Regions from separate parts of the Homo sapiens genome. Here region 2 is linked to region 1. Evidence: read pairs that join two places in POLR2A ChIA-PET (ENCODE). Cell type or tissue: MCF 10A. All regions are shown on one strand.

Evidence for each region. Peaks named below come from ENCODE experiments on the same cell type or tissue, not always from the same donor. Only the 100,000 strongest peaks of a DNase experiment are listed, where the experiment ranks them.
Region 2: POLR2A ChIA-PET joins it to region 1 with 6 read pairs; 1 of 35 experiments calls an interaction of 5 or more read pairs at or near these places.

What each region holds. Positions count from the first base shown.
Region 1 is chr20:44,572,005-44,574,504 of GRCh38, forward strand. It overlaps a transcript of PKIG not described here. Among named protein-coding and RNA genes, the nearest start is that of PKIG, 9.3 kb to the right of the region's middle. In MCF 10A, no CTCF peak of the experiment used is centred here; DNase peaks (open chromatin) are centred at 967 and 1,437.
Region 2 is chr20:44,186,373-44,188,872 of GRCh38, forward strand. It overlaps JPH2 (junctophilin 2), which reads right to left and starts at 816. Exons shown (of 6, transcript NM_020433.5): 1 at 1-816. The coding sequence starts at 333. In MCF 10A, no CTCF peak of the experiment used is centred here; DNase peaks (open chromatin) are centred at 1,259 and 1,819.

The DNA of each region.
Region 1 (2,500 bases):
TTTTGTTTGTTTGTTTTGAGACGGAGTCTCGCTCTGTTGCCCAGGCTGGGGTGCAGTGGCACAATCTCAGCTCATTACAACCTCTGCCTCCCGGGTTCAAGCAATTCTCCTGCCTCAGCCTCCCCAGTAGCCGGGATTACAGGTGCCCACCACCACACCCGGCTAATTTTTTTGTGTTTTTAGTAGACACAGGGTTTCACCATGTTGGTCAGGCTGGTCTCCAACTCCTGACCTCAAGTGATCCACCCACCTCAGACTCCCAAAGTGCTGGGATTACAGGCGTGAGCCACCACGCCAGGTCAATATACGTGTTAAATTATAGACATCACTCAGTTACTGTTTTGTTCATGTATGGGGCAAATATATATTTTTATAGAATATACATGTATTATAATTTAATTTCTGATTCAAGCCTTAAAGAAAATATGTAGTTCAAACTTGGAAATAAATGGATTAAAAGTCACTTGCTCTTAAAATGTGGTTTCTTTTTATAATCTTTTAAAATTCAGCAACTTAAATAAAACATCCTGAGGGCAACATGTGTTAGTGAGGGGGACTGGGGGTGGCGTGGGGAGGGAGTGTGTTTGATGAAATTGTCCAGGAGCAAAGCACCACTTACTTGAAGCCCAGAGATTTGTCATCCAAATATGTGCAGATTGCTGGGCTATAAATAGTTTGAACTCAAGTAAACAGCCTCTTCTCCCTAACTGCTGCTTGGCCATTGTTCAGATGCCAGCACAGACTGAGGAGCATCTCACACCAAGCTCAAGGCTCTTGTGCCCAAATTTTGGGCTGCTTCTCTTGTGGGGAGAGCTTCAGCTACCCTGACTTGAGATGACCAAGGGTCACATGTTCACCCTCTTTAGTTATCCCACGTTTGGCTCCCACCCCTATGCAACCTGATGTACAGTTTCATAAACATGCCTCTGCTCTGATGAGTAGCGCTGATCTAAGAAGATTCCTGGCAACTATTAAAAAGCCCTGGGGCCCCATGGCTGTTGACTGAAGTAGATTTAGGAAGCACAGAAGTTCTTTTTTCAGGGCAGAGGCACGCATGGCTCATTTCTTTCTTTGGAACTAAGTAGAGTGGCACTGGTTGTCAGAACTGCTGCAGGCTGCCTGTGCCAGCAACTCATCTGCTCTGTGCCAGGCAGGCAGGCTGCTGACATTTCAAGAGTCCCTTTGAGGACTCCAGCAACATGCTGTCATTAGAGCAACTGAGGACAGTCCATAGTTTATTAGTATATTTCCTTTGGAAAAAATGTCTCCCCCTCTCTCTCTCTTTAAAATTCCTGCTTTAGCTGCATTGCTGCATTCATGTGCAGTGACTCTTATGTCAAATGCCTATGAGGAGATTATGACTAATTTAACATTTTGTTGTTGAGAGGACATAAGGAATGGTAGAAGGAGTACTAGATTAAGGATCAGGAGCCTGGATTCTTGCGCAAGTTACGTAACTTTTCCTAGCTTTGATTTCTTCATTTGTCAAGTAAAGATAGTCATGTCCCTCCTGTTTCTTGGGGTTGATGAGAAAATTTATGTAAAGGTACTTTCTGGACTATACCGAACAAATGGAATGCAAAGGAGAAGTAGGGTAATGGAAGGAGCTTGGTGTTTGAGTCTCACAGGCCTCGCCCACACTGTGACCTCAAGCAAGTGGCTAATGTCTCTCAGCCTCAACCTTTTCATCTGTAAAATGGGAACATCTATACTTGCCTTGCAGGAGTGTTAGAAGGATTAGAAATAACATATGTAAAGCACTGACAAATGGCAAACAATAGTTGAATAGCAATAATTGTTATTATTACACTTAATGTGGATATATTCACTCTGGGTGATTTAGGATTCTAAACCTAAGGAAGTATTCAGTTTATAGATGTAGAGATTAGCAAAAGGCCCTGCTAGTAACTGATAGTAGCAACTGATAATAATAGCTAACTTTAAAAAATCCAAGTAATACATGAATATGACTTTTTAAAAAGTCTCTGAGTCTAGAAAGGCATCTGTCTCCTGCTTACCCCTCACCCTGAGGCAGCCATTTTATTTTTCTGCTTTTACTTCTTTTGGTGGTTACTTCTATTTCTCTAAATAATGTTACTCCCATTTCCTTTTTTAAATGAATTTTGTTTTTGTCAGAAAGGTACATGCACATAGTTTGCCTTAGTCTTTTTAAGGTCAAATATCATAAAAGATTTGTAATAAAAACCATCTGTTCCCTGCCCCCACCCTTTCTTTACCCTTCCTCCTATCCTGCTCCCAAGGGCATACACTTTTGATCCTTTTAGGCGTTTGATCTAGCATTTATCTCTCTATATCTAAATAATATGCTTATCGAGATATGGTTTTTTTTAACTGTATTACAGAAATTTTGAAACATGTACAAAACTAGAAAGAATAGTATAATGAATCCTCATGTACCACCCATTACCCGGCTTCAAAAATCAAAAACCCATGACCAGTTTTGTTTCATCTGTGCTGGTAGCCATTTTCCCCTGCCACT
Region 2 (2,500 bases), 390 kb before region 1:
GTTCCAGGTGCCCTCATACTTGGCACCGCTGCTTGAGCTCTGCCGGATTCCGTAGCGTCCCTTGAAGCCATGTGTCCACTCGCCCTTGTAGAGCCAGCGCCCCTTGGTCTCTATGCCCAGCCCATGCCGTTTGCCCTGGCTCCAGTATCCCTCAAAGGTGTTTCCGCTGGGCCAGGTGTAGACACCTGCCACCTCAAAGCCAAAGTTCCAGGAGCCAGAGTATTCGCCCTGGCCCTTGGGGCCTGTGCACAGTCCATGCCCATGGGCCTTTCCCCCCTCCCAGCCCCCGCAGTACGCCCCTCCATCATCAAAGTCGAAGCGGCCCCCACTCATCTCATCATAGCCCCTGACAACCTCCCCGTCCTCCAGCGTGGGTGCAGAGGGCGTGGGTGATGCCTGCAACACTCCTCCAGTGCCCTCGGGGGCAGGCCCCCAGACTCACCACTGCACCCCAGGAGGGGGGAAGCAGGATGCCAGCAGAGGCTGAAAGAGCCCCGGCGCCAAGTCAGCACCGGGTCGGCTAGTCAGTGCCATGCCCGGGAGCCCCGACTCCACCAGCCAGAGCAAGGCTGCCTGCTGGAAAGAAAGCAGGAAGGAAAGGTTCAAAGTCCCCACAAAGCGTCCCAAGTCTGCCTTCCAAGAAGTCCAAGGGAAAACGGTGTGATCTCTTTAAGAAGCCCAGTGAAAGGGTGGGGTGGAGGGGTCCCCAGCCTTTTCAAAGAGGGGAAATTCCCCTCGGTGGCAGCCCCCGCCGGAGGCTGAATTCCCGCAGCCCGCTGGCCCCCTTCTCCACCCCAGTGGGTGTGCGGGGCTGTCGGTCTCCCCGCCGCTGCCCCGCCCCCTTCTCCAATCCTGCCCTCCTTCTGGGACGGAAAGGTCAGTGTTGCCCTAACAAGGCCATTGGATCTCAGAAGCTGCTCCCAAAATAACCCCCAGCCAGCCCAGCCTTCTTCAAAGCGGGAAGGAGGGGTATTTCAAATCGCGCCCGTGCCGCAGACCCGGGCAGTGGCTGGAGGCATGAGGAAGGAGGCTGAGAACTGAGTGCAGGCAGCCCAGGGAACCTGGTGTCTTTTCCTCCCGGGAATGAGAGCTCCCTTCCATTCTCAGAGTCCCCTGGGTCTGCGCGCAGGGAGGGCACCGGGGAATCGGGGAAGGGAGGGGAGAGGGAGACCAGCAGAACACCCAGTCCTGGAACACTGAAAATCCCCCAGAGCGAGGAGGTTGGCAGATCTCAGCCCCATCACCACTCACATGCCCTAAGGGGACCTGGGGTTACAGCACCACTGCCAGCCCCATCAAGGAATCCAGTGACCTAAAGAGAAAGGAATGGAGACAGTTTCACATGTGCTTCCGAAAGCAGAGGAGGGAAGTCAGAAAGAGAGGGGAGGCTGTGGAAACAGGGTCTGGAAGATACACAGAATCTCAGTCCAGTGCTCACTCACCACCCTGAGCTCCCTCCACCCCTGGAAGCCGGGGAGAACTTGGTGCAAGAAGCAACCATCTATTCCCTTTCTCTTTCTCCTGAAGGGCAAAGAGAAGGGAGAGGAGCCTGCCCTCCTCTCTGCCTGAGACACAGACTGGGCGTCCCGCTAGCTTCCTCTCCCCACCCCTTGATGCCTCGGCGCCCTCCCTGCCCCCTGCCGCAGACCCAGCAGACCCTGAAGGTCAAAGGAGTCCCCTTCCTGTCAACACAGGGTTGTGTTGTAATGAGGTCCTCTCAGAAATTCTCAAGGGTCATGATTTTTTAAAATTTCCCTTTCTGAGCTGTCTTTTGCTCTAGTGTCCTAGGAGCCTGTGAGGCCAGACTTCAGAAAGCTCTTGGGGCAGGGCCAGGAGAGAAGGGCCTGGGTGGATTCCCAGCCACTCAGGTTCCCACCAAACTCCAGTAAAAAGAACAAATAAATCTCCATGGCAAGAAGCTGTGGCCAGAGCTAATGATTGTAAATCCCAGCTAAGCCCAAGGTTAATGGGAGTATAGAGGAATTCTGGGAAAGGTAAGAGCCACCAAGACTAGGAAGATCTGTGTGTGTGTGTGTCTGTGCGTGTGTGTGAACGTGTGTCTGTGAGAGTGTGAGAGAGTGTGTGTGAGTGTATGTGAGTGTGTGTGGTAAGAGTGTGTGTGTTTGTGTGTGTGTGGTAAGTGTGTGTTTGTGTGAGTGTGTGTGGTAAGAGTGTGTGTGTTTGTATGTGTGTGTGGTAAGAGTGTGTGTGTTTCCATGTGTGAGTGTGTGTGTGTGAGTGTGTGTGTGAAGATGGGGACAGAAGAGAAAGAGAGAACTAAGCACAGAAGGTACTAGAGAACATTAGACAATTATCTGACTTTGAACTTATCTGACATATTTCCAAACCCCATGATAACTTAGGCCACGTGAAGTCACTGCGGAAGTCTTGTTCCTGTTTGGGGAGTGGGTAAAAAGTGTTCCCTGCTTTCCTTCCAGTGGGTTACCTGTTCTTAGGACTTGGTTCCATCCTTGGTCACAGCCGCTGACCTTCAAGAGCC